Regions from separate parts of the Mus musculus genome. Here region 2 is linked to region 1. Evidence: chromatin contacts called from ENCODE Hi-C or POLR2A ChIA-PET data. All regions are on one chromosome and are shown on one strand. The core of a region is the stretch at or near the end of the contact, and the rest is flanking DNA. Distances in the headings are between cores, read along the strand shown.

Region 1 (6,523 bases), core at 1,823-4,322:
GGGCCAAACAACTGCTCTTTGGGGAGTTCAGCTATACCCCCTTGCCAAAAGTTTATCCCAGTTGTATTGGGTGTTTACCTCCTCACGTAGAGAGGTAGGAAGGGCTGGGAGACCCTCACATGAGTATCCAACACTCTCTACTATCTCTTGTATGCAACTCTTCCTAAATCGCATGTGATCTCAGGGCTGGGCTAGAGTAGAGAGGCTGAGAAAAACATGAGGAGGGAGCTTAATCTACATGGCTCCCATCCTTGCTGGGTAAAGGTTTTCCTGGTGTGACCTGTTGGAGAGGGAAGAGCTCTGAAGCCCCTGTAAGAATCTACTTACTTCTGCTTTATAAGGAAGCCCAATACCCTTCTTTGGTGTATTTAGAGTGAAGTCAGGCAGAAGCCTGTCTTGGTTTGTCAGGGTCTTAGAAGGGAACCTGTAGGTAGACAAGCGTGGCTTCTAGGGACTGACCTATTGTCCTCTGGCTCCTTCAGCAAGCACAAAGCATAAGGAAAGCTCTGAAAAGGGACATGAACCTCGAACTCCCAGATTAAATGATATTCTCATGTGTGACCAATTTATCGATCTTGGCATATTCTACCATCTCACAATGGGGATTAAACTTCAATACATGAAACCTTGGGATCAAACAATATCCTACCCATTGCAATAGACAATGGGGAGGCACCCTGGGGAGGCATCCTGGTGCCCTGTGTGAAATGCAAATGGGTCTCTAAGGGACAGAAGTGTGGGCAGCACCTGAACAGAAAGACAGCAAGGCAGGGCAGTAGGTGGAAGGTGAGGTGTTTTGTCAAATTTGCCTTTCTTTTCTCAGTGAAATAAGCAGCAGGGGTTTTGGCTCAGAGTGTGTTTGGAACCAGGAGGGTGTCTGAGGACAGAAGGTGCAATCTAGTTATTTCAGAGTGTGGGAAAGGAAAGTCCCTGGGGATATGCAAAGGGACAGTGTTGTGAGCCCACTAGAGACCATAAATTTAGAGTGGTAACAGTTGGCCTCGATATTTTAGTCCAGCATGGCAGGTTGGAGAGAAACTGCGTCTTGCCAGGAAGTTCCAGGAACCAGGTGAGGGGTGCATGCATAGAGACTATGATGTCACAGCTAGGTAGGAGGGACGTAAGAACAAGATTGAGCATTGAAAAAGGAGATTGGAGGCCACAACCAAGTTGAAGAATTGTTCTGAAAGAAGTGTTAGTTGGTGTCTTAGTCAGGGTTTCTATTCCTTCACAAAACATCATGACCAAGAAGCCAGTTGGGGAGGAAAGGGTTTATTCAGCTTACACTTCCACATTGCTGTTCATCACCAAAGGAAGTCAGGACTGGAACTCAAGTAGGTCAAGAAGCAGGGGCCTATGCAGAGGCCATAGAGGAATGTTACTTACTGGCTTGCTTCCCCCTGCTTTCTTAGCTTGCTCTCTTATAGAACCCAAGACTACCAGTCCAGGAATGGCACCACCCACAAGGGGCTAGGCCCCTCCCCCTCTGATCACTAATGGAGAAAATGCCTTACAGCTGGATCTCATGGAGGCATTTCCTCAAGGGAGGTTCCTTTCTCTGTGATAACTCCAGCCTGTGTCAAGTTGACACACAAAACCAGCCAGTACGGCTGGGAAGTACGGTGCAAGGCTAAGAGTTCAGAAATGGAGGTAGTTTCTGGTGTTGCAAAGGTCTAGGGTACCCAAATAACAATGGAGTGTTTCAGGGTTGAGAATCTCAGATGGGCAATTTGCCTACCTGAATGCTAACCCCACTAACAGTGTTAACAGCTGGGAGGGAAGGCTGTTAAGTGTGTGGGACTTTCAGAGCATGAAGGTGAGCGAAAGTCAGAAGACTTTCACAAGGCGCCGGGTGGAGCTAGCTTAGCCTGGGGGCAAGGTCTAAAGCTGCAGAGGGAGGGAAAGGAAGAGGCAACTCACAGCGAACAACACTAATGCTAACAGGTGCTAAATTCCACTCCAGAGGCCTCATAAACTTCGTCCTCTCCTTGGGGGGCTAAGAGGCCACCCAGGGTAAAGGATTTATTCAGGGTCCTGGGCTGGGAAGGAAACGAGAAACAACCAGACCTTTTATTTCCCTTTCTCTGTTTCCTAAATGCCAACAGTGTTTTGGATATTTAAAAGGACACTTAAAATGCCCTTGTTGTTTCTGCCTTTGAACGACCAGTGCCGCTCAAGGACAGGGCGGTGGTAACCATGGCAGTGAGCAGAGGGTGGTGAAGAGGTGGTTTTTAAAATGGGGTGAACCTCAGACAGGCGGCAAACAGAGCTGGAACCTCTTGTCTTCCTTGGGGCCCTTTGTTCATTCAGCTTAACTGTAAGGAAAAGCTGAATTCTTCCCTGCAGGGAGGCAAGCTTAAAAAGAGAAGGGTTTGCCTCTCTCGAGGTGTGTCCCTGGGAATAGATTTCGGGGGGTGGGGGAGCACTAGGAAAATTTGGGGCAGCTGGCACAAACAGGGCACAAACAGGACAGTCTGGGATGGCAAAGAAACTAGCTGTCTTGCCTCCTGGGTACAGAGTTCTTAGGACCTGTCAGCTGTCTCGCCACCTCTCCCCAGACAGGTGGCCGCTCATGGGGGTGGCCTAGTATTCCAGCCAAAAAGGCTGCCAGGCCCAGCCTTTGCAGGAAGGTTTGGGGTGGGGGGAAGGGTAGAGGAGACAAGAGAAGGAGAGAGCTGACGCACTGCTGGATTAGGAGCTTTAAGAGCCTTCCCTTCCAGGACGAAGACGCGCCCCAAGCGGTCACAGGGCAGGGCAGGGCAGGGCAGGGTAGAACAGGGCAAACTGGAGGAGGCACATGGGCGCAGGAAAAGTCCCATGACTGCAGTGTTTTGCGGCAGGTTTCCCAGCTGCTGTAGGCAGAAGGGAGGCAGTCCCGGGTGATGGGCGAAGGGAGGGAGAGGGAAGAAGAGGGAAGTAAACAGGAGACCACGGAGAGAGCCAGTTCCCGGTGTTCAGAGAACACCAGCCGCCTCCGGTCCCGGTGGGTGGCTGTATGTGTGGAAATGAAACAGGGAGTGGGAGGGAGAGTGAAGAACAAGCATACACTTTTTTTTTTTTTTTTTTTTTTTGCCTGTCATCCACTCACCTCGTCTTCCCGACCCTGCAGCCCACGTCCCTACTGGGGTAGGGGTGGCAGGAGGTGGGAAGGAGATTGCTCGCCAGGCACCCACCCCTAAGTACAAGCAACTGTCGCTGAATCAGAACTGTCTCAGCCGCCTGTCACCTGCGCTCGCTCGGGAGGGGCACATGGCATCAGACTTGGGACTTGCGACGAGAGGGGGTGGAGGACCCAGCAACGGGCCAGAGCGTGGGGTGTCTCCGGGAACTGGGAAAAGCTGGGAGTGACTATCTCCAAACATCTAGGGGGACATCGGGGAGAATGGGTGGGACTAGGGGCTTAAGGGGACTTGGAAGCAGGGGGAGGGGATGACAGAGGGCGGGAGTGTCCTGCAGTGGGAAGCACCGGGGAACGGCGCCGGGGCTGAGGGGCGGCTGCTGCTGCCGCCAGTGCGCGGGGTTATGCGAGGTAACCGAGAGCCTGGAGGAGGAGGGAGGCGGCGTGGGCCGCGGGCCGGGGTGTCTGGCGCTCGTTGGACAAAGAGATGATGAAACGTGAGCGCTATATTTACCAAGGGGGTGGAGACGGGTGGGAGGGGGGTAAAAAGGACAAACTGTTCCACAACAACCACAGGAAACACAGCCCTTCTGACTCACCCAGAGGGCCGCGCCGACCCCAGCGCAGCCTTAGCCTCGAGGCAGAACCATACTCGGGGGGCGCCAGCACCCGGCCGAACCCTGGTGCTCTGGCTGGGGATGCATAGGCTTATAAATGAAAGGGACACCGGGTCGAAATACTGCTTGAGTGTGTGCATAGCTTTTGTGGGGTAGGGGAGGGCAAGGAACGACATTAATTTTTTTTTTCTTTTTAAGCCGGGTGGCTGGGTCATCGTAGGAAAGATGTGGCTGCAGTCGTGGAAAGCACGATTCCTGCAAAGTCATCTCCACTCGCACAGCCTGGCCGGCCAGCCCGCCCCGCCCAGGGACAGCAACACCAGCCACCCCACCTCTCTTTTCCTCCCCCACCCCCGCGCCTTGCACGCAGGGCCCAGAGTTGGGGTGCGGTATGGACTATGTTTAGAAGCTGATGTCATCGCGACACCCTACTCTGCAGTCTTCCCAGAGGGACCGCAGGGCAGGTTTTCCTGATCTTCGAGGATGTGGGGGTGGAAAGTGGCCTGCCTTCTCAGCACACCTCACACCCATGGTACCTCAGGGATTAAAAAAAAAAGAAAGAAAGAAACATCGCTAGAGTTACGAAACAGGGAGGCGCGCTCACGTGGAGCGTGCGAGCCCAGTGGCTAGCGCCCCAGGGGCCAGCAACCCTCCCTCGTGGCTCCACCTCCACCTCAGGTGTGGGGGGGCTAATGTCAAGGTTAGCTCACGTGGGCGCGGGCGCCCGGAGCTCCTTGCACGAGTTTGGGGCGGATTCCTCGTCCCCCAATCTAGGGCAGTTTGTTCAACTGCAGCAAAGAGAGCTTGATGTTCCAGCAGGGAAGGGATTTCTGAGAACTGGGACTGTCCTCAAATGAACCTGCCTCCTCCGGCTGCTGCGGCGGCGGCCGCCTGCGGAAGACTTTTTAAAAGGGCGATGCCAGGCCCAGACGCTCGGCGCGCAAGTGGCTGAACCGCCCGCCACTCTGCGGCCGGAGCCGAGCACCCGCCCCGAGCGCCACGCGGGGCTGCTCTGAGCTCAGGGGGCTGCCGGCTAAACTTATCCTCCTGCATATGCATGAACGGATGGCCTTTCCGCTCCGCAATGGAGAGGCCTGGGGTTTTGCGGTAGGCTGCTTAGTGGAGCAAGAGTAAAGTAGGGCGTCGTGGAAGTTTTCGCGCCGGAGCTCCCCGCCCCCTCCAGACACTGGGTGTTAACTCAACCTGGCTACAATCGGTTCGCCAGATCCGGCTTTATCGGATTGTTTCAAATCCAGGGACGTCGCTCTAGTGAAGAGCCCACCCCTTCATTCCTGTCTCTATTCTTCCTAAACTCACCACCTTTCAGCAAAACGAACACAGCTTTCCCCAGTAGGCCCTTTATGTGCTCTGGGTGAGATTCCCTAAAGCTGCTGAGCTCAGGCCGGGAAAGGGCGAGGTGAGGATCTATCCCAATGTGAGGTCTGACACGTGATCCTCTACCCCCAGCGGGCCATCTGTTCTTTTTCCTTCCCGCCGGGAGGCTGGCAACTTTGTCTGGGCAAGGTCCACGCCTCTCAGCAGGAAAATACCGAGAAAAGCCAGAATCGGCAGAAACCTGTATCTACAGCATGTGACTTTAAGCTGAACTTCGGGCCTAGAGCTGGGACCATACTTGGCCATCTGTGTTTTAAACTAAGTGCCAGGTGATTAGCCCCACCCAACAAGATGGGGGAAGCCCTGCTTCGGGCTCAGTCTAACTCTGTCTCCAGAAGAGGGGCCCAAGAATCGGCAGCGTTAGCCTGGAAACACCTTACCGGGGTTTACCTAGGAAAAAGAACAGATTCTAAGCCTCTAGGCCACTTCCTACAGAGCCGTGTAAGAAGGGGGTGGGGGTGAAATTATGAATTAGGAAAAAAATGGCATGCTAATTTTAGCTTTTGGGAGGTGGCGGCAGGGAGTTGGAGGCTAGCCTAGGCTCTGTTTTTTGAAATAATTTTGAGGGGAAAAAAAGCATTCTCGTTAAGTACTGGCTTTAAGGTTCCCGAACCTTCACCGTAAGGTGACACAAGCAGATGAGGCACTGTTCTGAGAGAGCAAATCTTACTCTAGTGTTCCCCCTTCTCCATTTCTGTGTGAGACAGAGTCTCACATACCCCATAATCTCCTTTTCTCTTCCTCCCTAGTTCTGTGACTTCAGGTACTACAGGTGTGACATTCTACAGGCCCACCCTGGCCTCTAGGAATTTTTATAAACCCCTGCATCTCGGGAGTCTGAAGAGACTGCAACTGTGTTAAATCTAATCCTATCAGTCCAGTCCGCAGATAAGAAAATGGCTGGGAGAGGTGAAGTGAGGTCACAGATCTCATTTAAGGCAGAAGAGGCCTTATAGCCTTCACATTAATTCTACTGGGAAGCCTTGTAAACAAGGCTCACTGTTCTGGCTACAGGCTAATAAGCCATAGCCATGGGAACTTGGAAGATACAGCATAGGGTAGGGAGACTGTGCAAAGGAAAATAACATGTACTAGAAACAGTTACAATCTTTGGGTTCTCTTGTTCCCCTGGGTGGGAGTATTTGGAGTAGAAATGAATGAAGACTAACTTGGGAAAGCGGACCTCTTAGATTTATGTGCCATAATATTAACAGGATATTTTGCCCAACATTTAATTGAGATAACAACATGCTGGCTAAATAGCATTAGCTGGTTTTAATCATAAAACTATTATAGTACATTTCAATACAGATAGAAAATATTGTTTAAAAATACAAGGAAAAAAGTCATGATGTGGGAAATACCACTTCTGGTGCTCTGTGTTATCTATCAA
Region 2 (6,523 bases), core at 1,748-4,247, 140 kb after region 1:
ATTTGCTCACAGCAACCTCCTGTCCTATCTCTAGTCCATCTGAATTCTCTAAGCTTAGCTAGCCCCCCTACTTGCTTGGGACTCACTTCTCTCAGACTCGTTCTGTGACAACTTGGTTGTCAACCTAAATACATCTAGAATTAATTAAAACCCAAGCAGCTGGGTAGACCTGTGAGGGATTTTTTTCTTAAACCACTTGAAGTGGGAAGACCCACTTTTCATCCAGATCTTCTGAGGTGTGAAGATCCACCTTTACTCCGGGCCACACTTTCTGCTGGAAGCCTCTATAAAGGACACAGAGGGAAGCTTGTTCTCTTTGCCTGCTGGCTTCCCCTCTTGCTCTCAGTGACAAGTCCATTTCTTCATTGGCATCAAGAGCCTACCTCTGGGATTCTGAAGACCAGCAGAGACATCCAGTGTCATGGACAAAGTAAGAATAACTACTGGCTTCTTAGAGCCACTGTCAATGGTAGACAGCCTTTGTTGGACAAGCTGAACCAAAGCCTGTAAGCCATTCTAATAAGAAGCCTTTCTGTATATGGATATAGATGTATTCTATAAGTTCTGTTCCTCTAGAAAATCTGAATATACCCCCCCAAATCTAAAATCTTATATTATTAAAATAAACAAAACCATACCCAACTCTGCATTTTTCACCTACTTTTTTTCTTTTTGCTGTTTTGGTCCAAGCTTTTCTTCCTTGGTCTAAAAAGTTTTCTTTTGTACTACTTGATCAAAGGGAAAACATTTTTCCAATTGCTCAATGTAGGAGGCTTCGGTCTCATTACGAGTTCAATGGAGCAGTTACTTCAAGGATTATTTTAACTAAGCCTCTCTGACGAGTCCCCCGTGAGTCTCAGCTCACCTTCCAGTACAGGAGATCTCTGCGCTCATCTTCTCTCATTCTTACAATAAAGACTTTTTTTTTCAATTTTTTATTAGATATTTTCTTCATTAACATTTCAAATGCCATCCTGAAAGTCCCCTATACCCTTTCCTTCCCCGCCCTGATCCTCTACCCACTCACTCCCACTTCTTGGCCCTGGTGTTCCCCTATACTGGGACATATAAAGTTTGCAATACCAAGGGGCCTCTTTTCCCAATGATGGCTGACTAGGCCATCTTCTGCTACATATGCAGCTAGAGACACGAGCTCTGGGGGTTACTGGTTAGTTCATATTGTTGTTCCACCTATAGGGTTGCAGACCCCTTCAGTTCCTCAATAAACACTTTTTAATTCCTCCAATTTATATTTTCCTTTTTGTAATTTCAAAGATTTCTGTAACATCAATAGCCACCTATACACAGGACTCCCAAGCCTGTGACTTATTCTTTTCTCTCTGAGCTCGTCGAGGCCTTTAGAAACTCCATGCATACATCTCTCTTAGCTATCCCACAGGAAAGTTCAAGACAGAGGCGCTCAACTGCATTCATCATTTATTCTCCGTCCACTCCACCCCCCCACTACTCTCTCTTGAATAACCAGATTGGTTAGCCAGAGCCAGACTTGGGAAGAACTAGGACACACTCCTCCACTCTCAGGCCTCACAATCTATAGGCAGATCTTATCAAATAACCCTTTCAGCTCTGCATTCTTGCTTTCTTACTTTAAATATTCTTGCTTGCTATCTGGCACCCTTTCAAAATCACAGGTTCCCGACCGCCTGCCTGCAGGATGATGCTGGAGTTCTTTAGTATAGTAACAGACAAGCCGGAACAATCGTTTCCAACCTCTATTCACCTATGTTCTTACATTCTACCTAAGGTCACTCACGAAACATTACAAACTGGCTTTCAGGCAGTTCCTTCTTTGGGTAATCGTCTTCCCTCCTTTTCTACTTTAGTATCTTCTTCACAAAGCTCTGATGGTTGGGGATGGACTTAGCCTTTTCAGTCTGTGCCTCCCATGAAATCCTGGGTAGATAAGTTACAGCAGATAACCTCATGCTGAGTACAGTTACCTTTCCTGATCAGGATTCAAATTAGCAATTTTGCTATTAGAATCTATACAGACCGGGGCAAAAAAACAATAGCCATGAGTTTATGTCATCAACAAAGACAGGTAGAAACGCAGCGATGTGTAAATAAAACAAACGAACACCTGATACACAACTGCTTGAAAAAAAAATGGTATTGTTATTAAGGGTCTATAAATTATGCAAGCCTACATTTAAGAAAAAATACCTCGAAAAGATAACTCTAAGATGATAAACAGATAATGATATTTCTGGTAACATTTAGAATCTACTCAACTAGTTGGGGTCGGGGCAAGGAAGAAAGGAGGATTGGACGGGGCAAGAATCTGCAAGGAGGTACAAAAACTGGGAACACGATTTTTAATTTCTTTGGTACACTCTAATCTCCAATCAACAACCATTACCATGTCATCTGCCCATTCTGGAAATCGTGTACACTTTTTAAAATTTGCCACTCTGCTGTAACTGTCGAGTTTTGTGAAGTGCACAGGTCCGTGGTAGATCGAGATTCGCAGATTAACAAACTAGAGACCCGGCCCCTTCGTATCTACTGCCTAGAGCCGACGCCTTCCAAAACCACTGGGTGGATAAAAACATCAGGCCACACGCCTACTACAGCCAACACGGCCAGTCTTCGTGGCCTAGGCAGGGAATGCCTCAGGGTTAGCCTGGCACAGGTTCCCCACCGCCGGGCACAGCCCACCGCCCCGGGCCTGCGGGCCGCTTGCTCCCGCCCAGCGCGGCCTGCCGCCACTCACAAGAAGTTCTCCATGGCGATGCGGACGATTGAGCCCTCGACGAAGGTCCCGGACGGCCGCGGCAGCGTCGGCAACGGGTTCGAGTTCTTTCTCTTGCTCGGGACCTCGGAGGAAGCATCTCTCGGGAGAGACCGCTTGGAAACCTGGGGGTTGGGGGGAGCAGCCTTCCCGCTCGGAGTCGCCATCCTGGCTTCCTCCGCGTCCCGCAGCGGCTTCCGTTCCCGGCGAGCCGCAGCCCAGGAGCCTCCGCGCCCGGCTCCCGCGCTAACTGACCCCGCCTGACCCCGCCCCCGCGGCCCCGATGCGCTTGCGCGGTTCCGCCCCGCAAACCCGAGGCCACGCCCCGACCAACGCTCCCCGGTGGCCTCAGAGGTGCGATGTGTGTGTGTGTGTGTCTGTGTGTGTGTGTGTGTGTGTATGTGTCTCTGTGTGTGTCTCTGTGTGTGTCTCTGTGTGTTTCTCGTGTGTGTGTGTGTGTGTGTGTGTGTGTGTGTGTGTGTGTGTGTGTGTGTGTGTGTGTGTGTGTTACTACTTTGCAACGGTCCCTCCCAGAACTCCAGGCTTCATCTGTCTTATGTTCTACATTGCAGTTTCCTTCCCTGGTGCTCAAATGAACTCCAAAGAAAAGATGCCTGTTGACTGTGCCTGTTGTTGGAAGCATGGCACTAACAACCATCTGATGCTCTCAAGATTGTGAAGAGTGTATTAATTACTTGCCCACTCACACTTCCTAGTCCTTTTATTGTATAATTTATTTATTTTTATTTTATGTGCATTGATGTTTTGCCTGCATGTATGTATGTCTGTGTGAGGGTGTCAGATCTCGGAGTTACAGACAGTGGAACCCAGGTCCTCTAGAATAGCAGTCCGTTCTCTTAACCACTGGGCCATCATGCTATCTCCCAGCACATACATTTATTTATTTATTTGAGACAGACTCTTTATATAGCTCTAGATGGACTACTACTCACTAGAGAGCCCAGGCTGGTCTTGAACTTTTACTACTTCTGCTTCCTTAGTGCAGCCACCAGTTCCAGTGCAGCCACCAGATGGCCTCTCCCTTCAGGGTTTCTTTTTTCTTTTCTTTCTTTCTTTTATTTAATTAAGCATTTCACTTATTTACAACCCAAATGTTGTCTCTCTCCCCCCCCCAGAGTTCTTCCCCCCCCCCCCCATCGCTCCTCCTCTTTGACTCTGAGAGGGTGCCTCTCCCTTGGTATCCCCCCTCCCTGGGGCATCCAGTCTCTGCAGGACTAAGCACATCCTCTTCCACTAAGGCCAGACAAGGCTGCTCTCTGCTACATATGTGCTGGTGGCCTTGGACCAGCCCATGTATGTTCTTTGGTTGGTGGCTTATTCTCTGGGAGCTCCTAGGGGTTCAGGTTAGTTGATATTGTTGGTCTACCTATGGGGTTACCATCCCCTTCGCTTTCTTCAATCCTTCCTTTAAATCTTCCATAGGGGTCCTTTCAGGGTCTTTAAATTCCCTGCTTCTTTAGGAATGGCTCTACCTCCCTGTGCCCATGTTCATCTCATTAGCCCTTTCAAAGATTATGCCCCTGAAGCCCATAGGCAACATTCACCCAACCAATAATAACCGGCCAGAGACTAGGGTAATGGGGAAATAAAGATAAACCATTAAATAGTTTTAAGTAGGAGAGGCCTGTGATCTAATTAAAGCTTTTCAGTCATTCTGCTTGCTGTGTGGAAAACTCATTGAAAGGAGACCTGGGGAGGCCAGTTAGAAATCCCATGCAGTAGAGTCCTCTTTTGACCACTAGAACCAACACTCCTTTTTGCAGGCCCCTGCTTCTTTCTCTCATACAAATGGAATCTGCTCAGTAAAAGTTAAAATGAAAGAAAACATAATCATTGTAGAAAGCATATAAACTTGTTATGGGTACTTGATGTGTGTGTGTGCCTCTGTGTGTGTGTGTGTAAAAATTAAGGAATACCTTGTAAAATGTTCAAGTAACAGGAAGAAATAAAAAGACCCAGTGCTTAGGATACCATGCTGCTAGTACTTCTACACATAGCTGGTATATTCTTGGCTTCAAGAACTTAAAGGTTGCCAGGCATGGTGGTGTATGCCTGCAGTCTCAACACTCAGTATACTGGCCAGGAAGATCACAAATCCTATCAAGGAGAAGGAGGGAGGAGAGGAGAGTCAGATTCTGAACAAGTAATTAGTTATGAGGGAATTTATTCTATGGACAAATAAGAATATAACCAGCAATGGTGGGACTTAAGAGCTTCACCATTAAAGTTAAAGAGTTAATGGGACCAGCGTTACCATTTCGTGCCAGGATGAGACTTTTAGAATGCTGTTAAAGTTATGTTTCTAAACTTAAAAGTTGGGAACAAATCCCCAAATTTGGATGACTGCAGAAAGACAGTCATACTGTGGGTTTTAACTGGCTCGTCATGGTTGCCACTGTATCAGAAAGCACAGTAAAGAAACCACTGAAATGGCCGCTCAGTGCTTGGAAGGGAAAAGCTTACTCCAAGCTGCCAAGACCATCTCTCCAGGAAAGCAGGGCAGGGAGAATGAGGGTTTTAAAGAGACTGAGTAGGAGGTGAGAGGGGCCAAGATGTTAGTGTGGGGGTTGGGAAAGCATAATGAGCATCTGTGAGGGGGGGCGGGGGAGCCTGGAGGCCAGCATGGACTGTGATGTGCAGGTCAGTGCAGCCGTAGGTTCCTTCTGCCAGTGGCAAGGGAAATGATTCCCTTGGGAGATAGCAAAGCATTTCACGAGTTCCAGAGGAATGCTGCTTTTTATCTAAATGCCAGGAATCCTTCTATAGTCCAGGTTGAGCTTTTCTATATATAGGAACTGTCTGAGAGCTAACAGATACCATCCTGAAAGAAGGATAAGGTTGGACCAGCAAGATGATGAAGCACATAAATGTATCTGCTGCAATCTGGGGTCCCACAGTAGAAAGAGAGAACCAATTCCTAGAAGGTATCCTCTGACTCTTACACGTGTGCTTTCACTCACACAACACCATACATACAATAAAAAGAAATCCAACCATAGAAACAATTCCCATGAAGCATAGGAACTTGGGGAGCACACAGGAAAACAATTGTAAAGGGAAAAAACTTGTAATTTCTTTATTCAAGTTAATTCTTAAGATTTTAGTGTAGTTTAAAAAAAAAAGATTTATTTTATGTATGTAAGTACACTGTCACTGTCTTCAGACATACCAGAAGAGGGCATCAGATCCCATCACAGATGGTTGTGAGCTACCGTGTGGTTGCTGGGAATTGAACACAGAACCTCTAGAAGAACAGTCAGTGGACTTAACTGCTGAGCCATCTCTCTAGCCTTAGTGTAGTTTTAATATCTGTCTTCTTGTACATGTATGGTGAGTTCCTTCTGTTTCTCAAAGATAAAAATAATACAATACACACAGACATTGTATTATCTATACTGTATTTGATCATCACTTGATATATTACTTTTCATGTCATTTTCATAAAATCATTTTAGGTAATTAGAATTTCATTGAATACTGTTATTGTTATTGATTTATATAATTATCTTCGGTTAGACTCTGTGTGATTGAAAATTATCGTGAACCAAAGATGCTCCGGTAGACTTAGTAACATATGCTTCTTAAATATGCTTTAAATTTTTCACTCACACACGAAAGTATACACGTTTGTCTTGCTGTATCAGGAGTCTTTCATTCCATTGATAAGAACTACTTTGAGAAACACCTGCCCCTGTCCTGCTGGCCTGGGGCAGCCAGAAGAAAGACACCCAAGTGCCCACCATGGGCACC

What was found. Hi-C counts contacts between places; a loop is a spot of excess contacts on that map. ChIA-PET counts read pairs that join two places held with the same protein, here RNA polymerase II (POLR2A).
Region 2: a loop to region 1 is called in a map of v-Abl transformed pro-B cells, with 2.2 times the contacts of the local background. The contact joins the promoter of Smc5 here to the promoter of 2410080I02Rik in region 1. A Hi-C loop is called at or near these places in 2 of 37 maps with a recorded cell type or tissue (both v-Abl transformed pro-B cells). POLR2A ChIA-PET finds 5 or more read pairs at or near these places in 3 of 5 experiments (Patski and embryonic stem cell).

Annotation. Positions count from the first base shown.
Region 1 is chr19:23,131,426-23,137,948 of GRCm38, forward strand. 2410080I02Rik (a long non-coding RNA gene) reads left to right here and starts at 3,073. Exons shown (of 2, transcript XR_386610.3): 1 at 3,073-3,529; 2 at 3,934-5,686.
Region 2 is chr19:23,270,900-23,277,422 of GRCm38, forward strand. It overlaps Smc5 (structural maintenance of chromosomes 5), which reads right to left and starts at 2,998. Exons shown (of 25, transcript NM_001252684.1): 1 at 2,735-2,998. The coding sequence starts at 2,919. It overlaps Gm33950 (a long non-coding RNA gene), which reads left to right and starts at 3,009. Exons shown (of 2, transcript XR_386613.2): 1 at 3,009-3,106; 2 at 3,325-3,460.